Linked DNA regions of Homo sapiens: region 1 is linked to region 2. A link is a loop called in an ENCODE intact Hi-C map of the cell type or tissue named here. Cell type or tissue: HCT116. All regions are shown on one strand.

The links. Peaks named below come from ENCODE experiments on the same cell type or tissue, not always from the same donor. Only the 100,000 strongest peaks of a DNase experiment are listed, where the experiment ranks them.
Region 1: it touches region 2 in a loop (3-fold over the local background); 25 of 110 quality-filtered maps call a loop at or near these places.

The regions. Positions count from the first base shown.
Region 1 is chr1:157,189,371-157,197,370 of GRCh38, reverse strand. It overlaps LOC107985211 (a long non-coding RNA gene), which reads right to left. Exons shown (of 4, transcript XR_007066653.1): 4 at 6,192-8,000. Among named protein-coding and RNA genes, the nearest start is that of ETV3, 55 kb to the right of the region's middle. RefSeq lists a silencer at 3,355-3,587. In HCT116, CTCF peaks have their summits at 105 and 3,563 (motif pointing left); DNase peaks (open chromatin) are centred at 367 and 3,530.
Region 2 is chr1:157,372,423-157,380,422 of GRCh38, reverse strand. No RefSeq gene overlaps it. Among named protein-coding and RNA genes, the nearest start is that of LINC02772, 100 kb to the right of the region's middle. In HCT116, a CTCF peak has its summit at 3,018; a DNase peak (open chromatin) is centred at 3,002; H3K27me3 peaks cover 1,380 bases.

The DNA of each region.
Region 1 (8,000 bases), 180 kb after region 2:
TTCCTTTGGGAGCCCAGCATGCTTGGAGACAGGACTTGGAATCCAACTGGACGTTGATTCCATTCCTGCTTCTACCGCTAAGCTCTATCATCCAGCAGATCCTCAATGGCCTCATCTGGAAAATGAGATAATACCTCCTCTGCAGGGTTGCTGGGAGGACTAAATAGATAGAAGAAAGCCCCACACACAGCACAACACACAACAGGGCAACTCCGACTCCCTCCCCTCCCCTCCCCTATTCTTCCCCGGAGAAACAGGGCTGAGCCATAGTCGGGCAATGTCGCCACTTAGTGGCTGTGCTCAGAATTGCCCAAAAGACCAACAGTTTCCGGATTTGAGAAAAACCGGGAAAGCACTTAGGGAAGAGGTGTTGGGTTTCTGGTGAGAATCAAGTCCATGTTTTCTGAGAGGCCACTCACTATTATAAAGAAAGATTGGACACTGGCCTCTGAAATCCCACGTTTAGGTCCCAGCTTTGCCTAATATTAGCTGTTTAACCCTAACCAAGTTACGTAACTTCTCTAAATCTCAGTTTCCTCATATGTAAAATGGGAAAAATAACATCTACCTTATTAGATAAACACTCAGTGTTTTTTGCCTTTTATTGCTCTTGACCCCTCCTCCAGCCCCCTCTCCCTATCTTGATAAATATCACTGTCACAGGATCTTTGGGGTTTTGCTTTTTCTGTGGGGTGTTGCTTTTTCTGGCTGGAAACCTCTGTGGTCAGTGGCGCCTTTGTCTGAGGCCTTGTCTTGCATCCAGGAAGAATGAGGTATGCAGACAAGTGGAGGGTGAGCAATAGGAAGAGGAGCTTTATTAAGTGTTAGAACAGCACAGACCTCAGAGACCAGCAGTGGGTAGCTCTTCTCTGTAGGCAGGTCATCCGGACAAGTGCTCACCTCTCAGCAGAGGGTAGCTCCTGGTCTGCAGTTGGTCCTCCCAATCTACAGCTCTCAGCAAAGAGGAGGCTCTGCAAAGAGTAGCTGGTCATCTAGTTGTCTCTCCATCCTCGCCTCTCCATCCTCTCCTCTACTCTGGCTGAGCCCTGAGCTATTATGGGGCTCAGAGGGAAGGAAGTGCATGCCAGTTGGCCCATGGAGAGCCATGGGAAGCCCAGACAAGGCACCACTAGTCCCCACTCTGGTCAGTGGGACTGGAAACCCAGCTGCCAGCCTTCAGGCCTTCCCTGTCCTGAAAGTGGGGCCTCACCCACACCTGCCTCTTCCTGCCTAGGAGCCTGTCTACCTCCTGCAGCCACCCATGGCACCTAGGCCACTGGTGCCAAGGAGGCCTCAGGCCAATGCCTAGCTGCCCATCTCAGCCTCCCTCCCCTGCTCCTTGGCACCCAAAGTCTGGGGGTATGAAGGCAGCAGGGGGTCAGGGCATCAGCACTGCCCTAGCATACACCCTGTGGAGCTGCAACAACCCCCAAGCTCACCCTAACCCGGCTCCAAGATCAGAGCGGTGCCAGGAAGTGGGAGAGGACAGGCTAGAGAGGAGAGCACCATGATGCCCAGGCCCACAGCCACAACCTGGGCTGCTGCAGCTGGCCTGGGGAGCTCCCACCCTGCAGATTCCGGAGGGGCAGGGCTCCCACCTGTCCCTGGCTCTGCAGAGTGCAGCAACCCCCTACCCCCACCCCAGTGCCCCTTCTCTGCCTTTCCCCACAGCTGAGGCAGTCTAGGTGCAGGTGGCACAGTGGCCCAGACCAACCCCGCACAAATGAATCCCACGCTGGCCAGTCCCGCGAGTCCCGGCTGCGCCTTTGGCCAGGTGTTCCTGGGCTCCCAGGTCACCGCAGGGAGCCAGATCGAGGCAGCAGCCGAGGCTCCCGGCCTGGGAGCTGGTCCTGCCCCGGCTTGCGAAAGTGGGGATGGCACAGTCAGCTGCCTTGGGGACATGGGGCACAGGCGACCCACTGCCGTCACCGCTGCTCCCGCAGCCGCTCCTGCTGCGCTGTGCAGCCTGGGGCGGGGCTCAGGCCTTCGCCAGGCCTGGGCTGACATGCAGGGCAGGGGTGACATCGCCGCAAGTTCCCACTGCGGCCCCAGCGCTCAGGGTGACCTGGGGCTCCCCTTCGTCCAGCTTGAGACCCTGCCAGGGGGGTGCTTTCGGGAGCGGACTGCGGGCCCGGGAACCGGCGGCCGGGAGCACCTAGCTCGGCGGTCACCCAGACGCAGGGTGGATCCTGGAGACGCAACCTCAGGTGCCCTGACGAGCTGAATCTCCAGCTCAGGAGGCGCAGGAACCTGGCGCCGTCAGCAGGGTGGGCGAGGCTGGCCAGGTCCGGGAAGTGGGCACCCTTCCCGCTTTCAGCCCCGGGCCCCTTTAGTGCGGCCACCGCCGGGCGATTGGTGCCTGCCGGTACTCTGTGCACAAGTGCGGCACAGCCCTGGGCCCAGCTCCGCCTCGGGGTCCCTCCGTGCCCAACTGTGCAGTTCCCCCGCCGGCGGGTGGCTTGACCCCGCCCGGCCCAGCCGCAGCAGCTCCCAGGGGCGGGCTCCAGGGCGGCAGGCCCCGGGGACCCTTCGCCTGGGCGTCCGCACCCGAGGACCCACGGCCCGCGCCCGCACCCCACCGCAGCGGGGGCCCTGGCAGAGGCCGCTTCGGACCGCCCGCCGCTGCCATCATCCCCTTACTGGTTCCTGACGCCCTCAGTAGTTACGCCTGGGACGGGACCACATCTTCTCAATCCTATTTTCAGAAGCACTGACAAATTCCCCTAAAATCACCCTGAGAGATATTCTCGAAATCCTCAGTACTTCGAGTCTAAAAACAGAAAACATTTTATTATATTCATTATTGCATATATACACAATATAATACATTGTATATTATATAACATATATAATACTCTTATTATGTTATATAACAGTATATATATACTGTTATTATACAATATATTTAACAGTATGTAACACATAATGTTATATAATGTTAAAATAAAAGACACCCCTGTCTGGGGACAGGCACCTAACCAGCAACCCAGACACCCCATTCCCATTAACAAAGTCTCTTCCCAACCACAAGGGCTCTTGGTGGACACAGACTCCGAGATGGTCAGGGTGAGGGACTGTTTCTCCCACATTCAGGAACATCCCGAGGCTCCGTGACCCCGGCTAGAAACATCTCCCTTGTGGGCAGATGCCTGTGACCCTGCCCCGAGGACACGGGCGCCCACCAACCTCGCTTCCGCGCTGACCAGCACCTTCCAAGTATCAAGCCCTCCCTAGATGAGCCTTAGTCAGCTGGTCTGAGAGAGCCGGGTCTTTAGAACTGCACAGAATTGGGTCTGAATCTCATTTTCCACTATATTACCTGAGTAACCCTGGACAGATTGCTGAACTTGCCTGAGCCTGTGAGCTTATCACAATGGGGCACAAGCACTCACTTCAGGGAGTGTCTGCGTTGAGTAAGTGAGGCCCTGTGCGTGCCCAGTGAGGTCCCCGGCAGATGTTCAGCCAATGCTCCTATTTCATTCTGAACCCGGCATCTAGGAGATCCTTGCTTTATGAAGGTGCTGACTTTACCACCAGACCAGGGTCCAGGGCGCCCCCTCGTGGCTCTGCATTTCCAATTTTTCTTTCGAAATAAAACTGTCCTTGGGGAAAGGAGAGTCCTGAGGAGAGATACCCACGAATTCCTCAGCCAACTCACTTCTACGTTTTAAAATATGAGCCACTGAAACCCATTTACAATAAAGAAAAATGTAAATATAGTTTTAACACTCTTGCCCCCCACCGCACAAACACAGTGATTCTTCACCTACCAGAAAGAAATACCATTAAACATGTGCAAATGGATAAGCAGAGTAAATTATACACTTGAGGACCAAATCTCTCACAAAACAAGAAAGGCAATTAATTCACACATGCAGTAGAATAAACCATGGGGTAACTGAATGTTTGCCCCAGGGTCGCAGTCTCTGGGATGGAGTTCAAGTGCACAGCATGATGCCAAGTACCTCACCAATCAAAATAGCCATCAGAGATAAGACCAGGTTAATAATGAGGCAGAGGCCCCTCCCTCCTGGCTGGGATTTCTTTAGAGAGTGCAGCCCTGTTCTTGCCAGGACCCTCACTTGAGGGGGCCAGCTCCATTGAGGAGTAGATGCTTTCTCTTCCACTGGCCTTCAGAGTTGGTGGGACCCCGCAAATGATGTTGGCTACTATTGCCAAACTCCTCAAAACCTCCCTATACAGGAGATGGAAGAACCTCTCCCATACAGAGGTAGCTGTCCCCTGGGCTGAACACTTCCATCTATGGAGACCCTGACCTGGAGGGAGAGCTGGCCTCTGCCTATCCCACCCATGTAAACACTCTGCTCTCTGTCCACCTCTTCTTTCCCCTGGACCTTCTGCCCAGGGAATGTGCAGAGGAAAAGAGGGCAGTCCACTGTCCCCATTCTCTGTAGGGTGGGCAGATCCAGGAGGACCTGTTTATCAGAATCTAAGCAATAGAGCAGCATCCTCACCCCAATTATCTACTGCTAATTGCTCTGCCTATATTTGGGTGTTCCTGTATTTGGGCTTAAATTAGTTTTGACCCATCTCCTAAAGCAATCACCACCAAAAGCCAAAATCTACTCTTCTAACATAATATGTGTAGGTGTCCAATAGACCTTGTGGCCTCAGATCTGCTATAGCTGTTTCCTGGGCAGGTGCTCCCTGGCATATTTCAGGCAAATGACATTTATTAAACACTTACTATGTGCCAGGGGCTGAGGCTACACACTTGATATGCATCTCATGAATCCTCAAACAACTCTATCAGGTAGGCATGATCAGTATATCCACTTTACAGATGAGAAAGTGAGGCTTAGAGAAGCAAAGTGACTTATCCAAGCTTCCAGGCAGACGAATAACAGAAAGGATTCAAATCCAAATCAATCTGGCCCCAAAGCACTTGTTCTTGTCCTACACTTGCAGTACAATCTGGATTGTTTTTATCAACAGACCTTTACAATAACGTCTGTGCTAGGACAACTATTACTGAGCTTGTCTGGTAGCAAACAACAAACTCTTCCTATGTTTTCCTTGCCGAATACTTCAACTTGCTCATATTTTGGGGGCCCAGATGACATTTCCTTTAGCAGACTTATTTTAACTACCTTCATTCCCTTCTAAAGATGTTTGTGATGAATTTCTGACCTATCTGTGACCTTGAAGTCTGTTCATATCCAACAAAGGAGGCAAATGATAAGATTTTATGGACTTAGGTGGAATCTTGCCTGTAGATGGGAAATCACTCTCTGCGTTCCTAATGCTTGAAAACAAGGACCCTCTTGCCCAGATCTTGGTTTCTAAAGCAATTCCGCAGTAAACCAAACTAGAGCTCCTGGGAGAAATGGCTGCTTCTAGAACTGAAGCAGGAAATATACAAGATGGGCCTGGAGCATCTTGGAGAGTCCAAGTAAGAAAGTCCTCAAAAAAAAAGGCACACAGTGATGAGGCTGTGTCAAAAGAACACGGCACCAAATGGCCAAACTGGAACAATCTGAGCTACAAAATAAATATAGTGGCTTTGGATTATAGCCCGAAGCATAAAATACATATCAATGACTTTATACTGATACAAATAAATGATTGATTGAATAAAGAAAGAAATAAAGAAATTAAAAAAGGGGAATGATTGATTGAATAAATAAATGGGAAACAAGTAAATGGAGAAAAAATCTTCTGTGCAGAAAATTCCAAGTAATGTGTGAAGACATTCCACTCTCAAGGAGGTAAAGTTTAACTCCCTACTCTTTAAGTCTGGGCTGCACACGGTGACTTCTTTTCAAAGAGAACAGTGTGGAAGAGGGGAAAAACGAGTCACTTTACAATGGATGAAACTCAGCAAGCTTTACCTTTGTCAAGATAGTTGAGGTCAGCATCAATAGTAATGTCACGATGACAGCATGCACCCTCAAATGATGCGATGAAAATGGCACTTTACCTCTGTCATCCTCCTCCCCAAAACCTAAATTCCAAGTCTCATCATGAGAGAAACATCAGGCAAATCCCAATTGAGGAACATTCTTCAAAACACCTGACCAGTACCCCTCACGAATGTCAGCGAAAACAAGGAAAGTCTGAGTAGCTGTCACAGCCCAGAGGAGCCTAAAGAGGTATGTAGGGTGGGATCTGGGAACAGAAAAGGACATCGCGTAAAAACTAAGGACGTCTGAAGAAAGTATGGACTTGAGTTCATAAGAATGTATCCATATCGGTTTATTAATTGTAACAGATGTTAATAGCATAAGATGTTGATAAAAGGTGAAACTAGGTGTGGAGTCTGTGGGACTCTCGGTACTATCTGCCCAATGTTTCTGTAAATGAAAAACTTTTATAAAATATAAAGGTTATCTTATTTAAAGTGCTGCCACTCCTGAGCCCATGTTCTTTCTTGTTACCACAGCTCCTGTCAGATACTCAGGCATGTCCAGACATCATTTCCACAGAGGCCGGCCAGGTCTGTGTGTGAGGCTTCTCCCCTCTCTTACCCAGGAATGTTAGGTCCCAAACAAAAACCCTGTTCCCACTGCTGACTCTACGAAAGCAGAACTGAAAACTGATTGGGCTCTGTTCGGAGTCCCCGTTCATGGGGGCTGACTCCACATCCATTCCTGAGATAGTCACTGAGCACGGCCTGTGTTCCAAGCACAGCGCTACGTACTGGGGACTCAGATGAGTGCAGCGTGCGTGCTCCTGTCCATGCCATGTGCAGTCGAGTGGAGGAGAGGCATTAAACAAGGAAATGCCAAAATTTCTATCTATCATGAGAAATACAGAGAGGGGAAAGTGCAGATACTGGCAGAGGAGGAGGCATAAGGATCAGGGACGCCTTCTCTGAGGAAGGAGAATGATGCTGAATCCACAGAATTCGCTGGCCATTGGGAGGTCCCCATGCGTTCCCCCAGCTGACTCCAGCGGGCTGCTCTCGGGCATCACCCTGCTGGACCCTCAGCAAGCTCGGGCACAATGCATCACTCCATTCCTCAAGAAAAACTCTCTTTACTTGGCTCCCTGGATGCCAGACTCACCTGACTTTCCTCCTGTGTCACTGATTGCTCCTTCTCAGTCTTGTCTTCACACCCTCTAACCATTCCAGCACCCGGTCCCTGCTCTCATGACTCCCCTGCCTACGCTCACCTTCCCCCCGAGCCCACACTCATATGCCCAAATGCCTGCACAGTTCCCCTGGAGGCCTTGGTGCATCTCAAAGTCTCACTCCAACCTGCTCCTTCCCCAGCACTCCCCACCACGGTAAACAGCACCATCATCCCCCCAGCACTCAGGCCACAATCCTTGGGGTCGCCCTGGACTCCTTGTCCTCTCATACTCCACATCCAACCCGACAGCAAATCCTGTTGACTCTCCAAAATGTGTCATGAATTAGCCCACCTCTCACCACTTCCACTCTAGGCCAAGCTACCAGTGTCTCATCCTGGATTCCTGCTGGGCCTCCTCAGCTGCCTCCCTGGCTCCAGCCTGGATGCCAAGCAGTGGGTTCAACACACGCCAAAAGTGTGGGCCTTTAAATCAATGTCACACTATCCTCCTCTGCTGCTCACAATCCTCTGTCAACACCCCCGTCCCACTGACAATAAAATCCATGTCCTTGGCCGGGCACAGAGGAGGCTCACGCCTGTAATCCCAGCACTTTGGGAGGTGGAGACAGGCAGATCACGAGATCAGGAGTTCGAGACCAGCCTGGCCAACATGGTGAAACCCCGTCTCAACTAAAAATACAAAAATTAGCCAGGCGCAGTGGCGCGCACCTGTAGTCCCAGGTACTAGGGAGGCTGAGGCAGGAGAATTGCTTGAACCCAGGAGGCAGAGGTTGCAGTGAACTAAGATTGTGCCACTGCACCCCACCCTGGGTGACAGGGGGAGGCTCCATCTGGAAAAAAAAAAAAAATCCATGCCCTTACCTTGGCTTTCCAGGACCAACAAGATATGACCCCAGGCCTCTCTCCCACCTCAGCTCTCCCGGTTCCCAGACCCCACCACAG
Region 2 (8,000 bases):
CACCTGCATAAGAGCCTTCCCTGCCATCCCCTGTCAAATGTCTGCTGTCCCTTCCACATGCAGCTCACATGGCCCTGGGGAGCCATCCCCGACCTGTCCCAGGTGAATTAGGTGCTCTGGGCCCTACCAGCACTCTTAGCTGTTATCCATGAATACCCTGAGGTTCTCATGTATGCTCTGGAACAAGACAGCAGCTTCCAGCTAAGCTACAGGCAGCAGCCTGGACTGCTTGTCATGCAGCACATATTTACTGAGCACACCTGAGCCTGGCACTGGAGGAGACTTCCCTTCCTGTCCAGTCACCATCTGCTGCTGTCACTGAGCTCCTAGGTGGCTTCACAGAGAGCACAGCCTCACCCAGCACCTCCCCTTCCGACAGACACCTCAGCCCACAAGTGGCCCAAGCTACGTGTTCTGTGGAAAAATGAAGGAGAGCTCCTCTCCTTTAGTTGTCTTCAGGCGGCCCTGAGCAGTCAGGTGTGCGCTGTTGTTCCATAGCTGACAGCGCAGCCCACCCTGGCTGTGTGGTGCCCACCTCCTTAGGAGCCTGCAGGGCTCCAGCTCAGGGCTGGGCCCAAGACACACTCCAGCGTCAGCCATCTTGCTTGCTGGGGAGGCACCTCAGGTACAGGTTGAACTTCTGAAATGCAGTTTTTTACCCTCAGCAAAGAAAAATGAGAGAAAAAAGTAACAGTTTAAATTGTGTAGCAATTCTACCCCACTAGAATCAACTTCGCTCAAATACCTAAAGCCTTGGCGTGAATATGAGTTGGAATTTGTAAATCCATGGTTCCCTTGGTCCATCTCTCTGTTCCCACCCACCTTTCTGGGTGCCCATGGTTTGCTGGTATCTGATTAAAGGCCAGCTCTCAAGGAGCGAAGAGCCCTGGTTTCAAGCACTTGGCAATTTCTGTGGTGTAAATACCCCACTTTGGCTGATTTCAAGCTACCAACATCATGACTGTGAATATAGATTTGGGAGGAGATGAACAAAACCAGCTCACAAGTGGTTTCCAGCTGGCTCCAGCACACACTGTCCACGAGTGCATCTAATGTTTAAATGTGAAGGGCACATTTTTCACATAGCATGGCCCCTAAACATCAGCCAACTGTTTCATCAGGAAGAAAATGCAGGCTCTTCTAAAGCAGGAAAAACTCTAAGGGATTCACAAGAGTAATTGTATTTATTTTTCTATTTTTAAAATGTTATTTTCTATTTAATTGACAAAATCATGTATATTTTTGTACACAACATGTTTTTAAATACGTGAACATTGTAGATGGCTACATCTAACTAATTAACTTATACATTAATTACCTCACATACTTATCGTGTGTGTGTGTTTGTGTGTGTGTGTGTGAGAGAGATGAGAAGACTTAAAATCTACTTTCTTGTAAATTTCCAAGAATACAGTGTGTTACTATTAGCCATGGTCACCATGTTTTACAATAGATCTCTTGGACTTACTATTCTTCTCTAACTGAAATTTTGTATCCTTCGTCCAACATCTCCTCCCACTGTGCCCTTACCTCTGGAAATCACCATTCTACTTTCTACTTCTATGACTTCAACTTTTTAGCTTTCATATGTAAGTGTGGTCATGAGATATTTTTCTTTCCATGCTGGCTTATTTCGCTTAACGTAATGTCCTTTAAGTTCATCCGTGTTGTCATAAATGATTGAATTTCCTTCTTTCTAATGGCTAAATTGTATTCCACAGTGTATAGATACTACATTTTCTTTATCCGTCCATTATTTGATGCACACTTAGGTTGATTCCGTATCTCAGCTATTGGGAATAGTGCTGTAATAAACACGGAAGTGCAGCTATCTCTTCAACATACTGATTTCACTTCCTTTGGTTATATACCCAGAAGCAGGATTGCTGGATCATACGGTAGTTCTGTTTTTAATTTTTTGAGGACCCTCCATGCTATTTTCCCTAATGACTGTACTAATTTCCATCCCCACCAAGAGTGTACTTGGGTTCTGTTCTTCCACATCCTCACCAACACTTGCTGTCTTTCATCTTTTTGATAATAGCCATTCTAAGAGGTGTCGGGTGATAGCTCACTGGTGTTGATTTGCATTTCCCTGATGATTAGTGACTTTGAGCATTTTTTCATATACTCGTTGGCCATTCATATGTCTTCTGAGAAATGTCTATTCGGATCCTTTGCCTACTTTTTAATCAGATTCTTTGTTTTCTTATTGTTGGGTTGTTTGAACTCCTTATATATTTTGGATAGTAATCCCTTATCAGATGCGTGGTTTGCAAATATTTTCTCCCATTCCATAGATTGTTTCTTCACTCTGTTAATTGTTTCCTTGGCTGGGCGGAGCCTTTTAGTTTAACGTAAGCCTATTTATTTCTTTTTGCTTTTGTTTTCTTCTGGTAGTTTTATAATTTCAGGTCTTATATTTAAGTCTTTAATTGATTTTGAGTTGATTTTTGCACATGGAGTGAGATGAAGGTCCATTTTCACCCTTCTGCATGTGGAAATCCAGTTGTCCCAACACCAGAGTAATTTTAACTGTACTTAACTTCCACTTTAAAACTTAATTCTTCCCTCCAGTAACCGAAGGAAAGGCATGGTTACTTCTCCTCCACCCTTCTTCACTAGGCCGTCCAAGCCCAGGCTGAAGGGAGTTCCCCCATCTACCTCCCCACCAGACTAAAATTTGAGGGCACAAAATGACTTTATTTTTGGGAGCCCAGCATGCTTGGAGGCAGAACTTGGGATCCAGCGGGACACTGATTCCATCCCTGCTTCTACCGCTAAGCTCTGTCATCCAGCACATCCTCAATGGCCTCATCTGGAAAATGGGATAATACCTCCTCTGCAGGGTTGCTGGGAGGACTAAATAGATAGAAGAAAGCCCCACACACAGCACAACACACAACAGGGCAACTCCGACTGCCTCCCCTCCCCCATTCTTCCCCAGAGAAACAGGGCTGAGCCATAGTCGGGCAATGTCGCCACTTAGTGGCTGTGCTCAGAATTGCCCAAAAGACCAACAGTTTCCGGATTTGAGGAAAACCGGGAAAGCACTTAGAGAAGAGGTGCTGGGATTCTGAGATGCCATTTGGCATTATGGAAAGTGACTGGGCACTAGCATCCGGAAAATGAGGTTCAAGTCCCAGCCTTGCCAAATATTAGCTGTTTGATCCTAATCAAGTTGTGTAACTTCTCTAAGCATCAGTTTCCTGTTGTGTAAAATGGAGACAAGAATTGTCATCTCATTAGATGAATGCTGGGTAAGCATTTGTTGCCCTTATCTTGCTCCTGACCCTCTTTTACTCCCTCTCCCCATCCTGATAAACATCACCTACCTGGTTCCTGACCCCCTCAGTAGTTCCCTTGGCCACATCTTTTCGACTTTATTTTTCAGATGTAGAACCTAATTTCCCCCTAAACCCTTTACCCCTCATGGGGAGAACCTCAAAGTCTACAGTTTTAACCTCAGTATCTTAGGTTTAAAAACTCTAAATTCTTATACTATGTAGTAACAGACTCCTGGTGATACATTCATGGTGACAAAATTATGTGGACAATGATTCATAAAGCAGAAAGCAAGTTACTCATTTATAATAGAAAAGATACTCCTGTCTGGGGATGGGTACCAAGTCAGCAAACCAAGATACTCCCTATTAATAGGGGAGTATCTTCCAGATAACAAGGGATATTACTGGACACAGACTCCGAGATGGTCAGGGTGAGGGACTTTACTCCCACATTCAGGAACACCCCGAGACCCCGTAACCCCGGCTGGAAACACCTCCCTGGTGGGCTGATGCCTGTGACCCTGCCCCGAGGACACATGCCCACCAGCCTCGCTTCTGCGCTGACCAGCGCCTTCCAAGTATTGAGCCCTCCCTAGATGGGCCGAGCCTTAGTCTGCTGGTCTGGGAAAGCCCGGGCTTTAGAACTGCACAGAACTGGGTCTGAATCTCATCTTCCACTTATTATCTGGGTGACCCGGGACAGATTGCTGAACTTGCCTGAGCCTATGAGCTCATCACAATGGTGCACAAGCACCCACTTCAGGGAGTGTCTGCGTTGAGTAAGTGAGGCCCTGTGCGTGCCCAGTGAGGTCCCTGGCATATGCTCAGCCAATGCTCCTATTTCATTCTGAACCCTGCATCTGGGAGATCTTTCCTCCATTCCGAAGGTGCTGGCTTTACCACCAGGCGAGAGTCATGGCTCTGTATTTTCCAATTTTTCTTTCAAAGTAAAACTATTAGACAGGCTTGGTGGCCCACACCTGTAATCCCAACACTCTGGGAGGCAGAGGTGGGAGGATGGCTTGAGCCCAGGATTTTGAAACCAGCATAGGCAACACAATGAGACCTCGTCTCTACCAAAAAAAAAAAAAAAACCTAAAAATTATCTGGGCGAGGTGGTGCACACCTGTGGTCCTAGTTACTTGGTAGGCTGAGGTGAGAGGATTGCTTGAGCCAGGGAGGTCAAGGCTACAGGAAGCACTGATAGCACCACTGCACTCCAGTCACGGCAATAGAGGGAGAACCTGTCTCAAAAAAAAAAAAGAAAAGAAAATCTCCTTGAGGACAGCAAACACCTGAGGATAGATACACACTAATTCTTTTAGTCAACTTATTTCTGCATTTTAAAGTATGAACCACTGAAACCCATTTACAATGAAAGAAAATTTTTAAAGTGTATATTTATAACACTTCCCTCCACACCCCCAGTAGATTCTTCACTCATCAGAAAGAAATGTCATTAAACCTAAGCAAATGGATAAGCTGAATAGATTACGTATTTGTTTTCAAAGGACTAGAAAGAACAGGTTATGAAAAAGGCAATTATTTCAAATGAACATTAGGAAACCATGGGGAACTGTATAAATGTGTGCCTAGGGTCGCAGTCTCTGGGGTAGAGTTAAGTGTGTGGCATGATCCCAAGAGCCTCACCAACCAAAATACCAATCAGAGATAAGAAAAGGCTAAAAATGAGGCAGAAGCCCTCGCTCCTGTCTGGGATTTGGTTAGAGAGTGTAGCCCTTTTCTTGCCAGGACCCTCACTCGACACCAGCTCCATCAAGGAGTGGATGTTTTCTCCCCCACTCACCTTCAGAGACCTTTACACTCTGCAAATGATGTTGGCTGCTGTTGCCAAAGTCCTCAAAACCTCCCTACATGGAAGAATTTCTCCTGTGCAGAGATGGCTGTCCTCGGGGCTGAACACTTCCATCTACTGAGATCTGCCGTGAGTCTCCTCATGACCTGGAGGGAGATCTGGCCTCTGCCCATCACACCTATGTAACTACTCTGCTCTCTGCCCATCCTTTCCCCTGGACCTTCTGGTCAGGGAATGTGCAGAGGGAAGGAGGGAAGTCCACTGTCCCCATTCCCTGTAGGGTGGGCAGATGCAGGAGGGCCCATTTATTAGAATCTAACCATGCAAAGAACATCCCCACTCCCACCCAGAAAAAATGTCTACTACTAATTGATTGGCCTGGGTGTCCCTATCCTTAGGGCTTTGAAATAGGTTTTATCCCTTTGGAAAGCTGTCCTCACCAAAGGACAAAATCTGCTCTTCTAACAAATTTATTTGCAGGCTTCTGAATAATCTCTGGGGGCCCTGGGCATCTGCTCTACGTGTTTACATCTGGCTGTGTGCTCCCTGAATATTTCATTCAGTTAACAGTCATTTAGTGCCTACTATGTACAAGGCAATGAGGCTAAGCACTTGATATGCATTATCTCAATTCCCAAAATAACTCTTTGTGGTGGGTATAATCAATGTATTCACTTTATAGATGAGAAAACAAGGTTTAGAGGATCAAAGGGACTTAATCCAGATCCAAGGCTGGTAAATACTGGAGCAAAAATTCAAACTCAGATCAGTCTGGCCCCGTATCATTTTTTCTATACTTCCAATACAGTGTTTAAAAAGAAAACAACTTAGCTTGGACATAATTTACATACCATATATTTCCCCATTTAAAGTGTACATTTCAATACTTTTTAATATATTCACAAGTTTGTGCAGCCATCAAAACAGTCCATTTTAGAACTTTTTTTTTTTTTTTTTTGAGATGGAGTCTTGCTCTGTTGCCCAGGCTGGAGTGGAGTGGTGCGATCTTGGCTCACTGCAACCTCCGCCTCCCCAGTTCAAGTGATTCTCCTGCCTCAGCCTCCTGAGTAGCTGGGATTACAGGCACACACCACAATGCCCGGCTACTTCTTTTAATTATTATTTTTAGTAGAGATGGGGTTTCAGCATGTCTGTCAGGCTGGTCTCAAACTCCTGACTTCGTGATCCACCTGCCTCAGTCTCCCAAAGTGCTGGAATTACAGGCACGAGCCACCGTGCCAGGCCAGGACATTATTACCTCAAAAAAAGTTTGTATCCTTCAGCCATCCACCCATTTTCTCCTATTCCCCATCTTTCCTCAGCCCTAATCTAATTTCTGTCGCTATAGAGTTTCCTATTCTGGACTTTCATAGGAGTGGAATCAAATAGATGTGGTCTTTTGTGACTGGCTTCTTTAATTCAGCACAAGATTTCAAGGTTCATCAGTGTTGTGTTATAGTTCAGTTCTAATATCGCATTATATGGATATACAATTTTTTACTTATCTATTCATTCATCCACTGAGTTGTTTCCACCATTTGGCTATTATGAACAATGCTGCTATAAACACTCATGTGCAAGTTTCTGTGTGAACATGTGTTTTCATTTCTCTTGGGTATATGCCTAGAAGTGGAACTGCTGGATTATACGGTAAAATTCTATGTTCAATCATATGAGAAACTGACAGACTGCCTTCTAACACAGCTGCACTTCGCCATCAATGTATGAGGGCTTCAATTCCTCCACATCTTTGCCAGCACTTGTCGTTATGAACTTTTTGATTCTAGCTATCCTGATGGATGTAAAGTGGTATCTCAAGGTTTTGGTTTGCATTTTCCTGATGACTAATGCTGTCAAGCACCTTTTCATGTGTGTATTGGCCATTTGTATATCTTCTTTGGGGAAATGCCTATTAGATCATTTGCCTATTTGTAAATTAGGTTATTTGTCTGTTTATTCTTCAGTTGTGAAAGTTATTCATATATCCTGGATAAAAATACCTTATCACATATACAAATGCAAATAATTTCTCCCACCTGTGGATTATCTTTTTATTTCGTTTTAAAAACTATTTCAGGCAGGGCGCAGTGGCCCACACCCTTAATCCCAGCACTCTGGGAGGCCGAGGCAGGCGGATCTCCTGAGGTCGGGAGGTCAAGGCCAGCCTGACCAACATGGAGAAACCCCATCTCTACTAAAAATACAGAATCAGCCGGGCATTGTGGCACATGCCTGTAATCCCAGCTACTCAGGAGGCTGAGGCAGGAGACTTGCTTGAACCCGGGAGGCCAAGGTTCTAATCAGCCAAGATCACGCCATTGCACTCTAGCATGAGCAACAAGAACGAAATTCCATTTCAAAAAAAAAAAAATATATATATATATATATACATATATATATTTCAGTATTTTATTTTATTTTTACATTTTCTTCCTGTAAAAAAATAATTCAAACCTAGGGGTCTTCAAGGCTCAAGGGCAATATAGACCCTGGTGGGGACTGACCCCCGCTGCCAGAAAAGGATTTGATCAGAGTCTTCTTAGAGAGATCTTCGGTTTTTCACAGTTCCAGGATGGGGCAAGAGGTGGTAGTTTCAATCCACATTCCCAGATGGGCTCATCTGATGATGAGAAAACAGCCCTTCATGGAGCGTATGTATGCAGAGAGAACCACATGTTAAAAGCAACAGGCACACATAACTTTTAATTACAAATAATAAATGGTTCAGAAGCAAAACACTGCAGATCAGATGTAGCATGAAAGAGCTGGGAACTGGGAGGAAATGGACGTGACATTCCAGGCAGAGGGAGTGGTGTGTGAGAAGGTCTGAGATAGGAGGGAGCAAGTGTGATTCAGGGGCTGATGGCTTCTATTGAGGTCCAGTTTACATCCAGTAC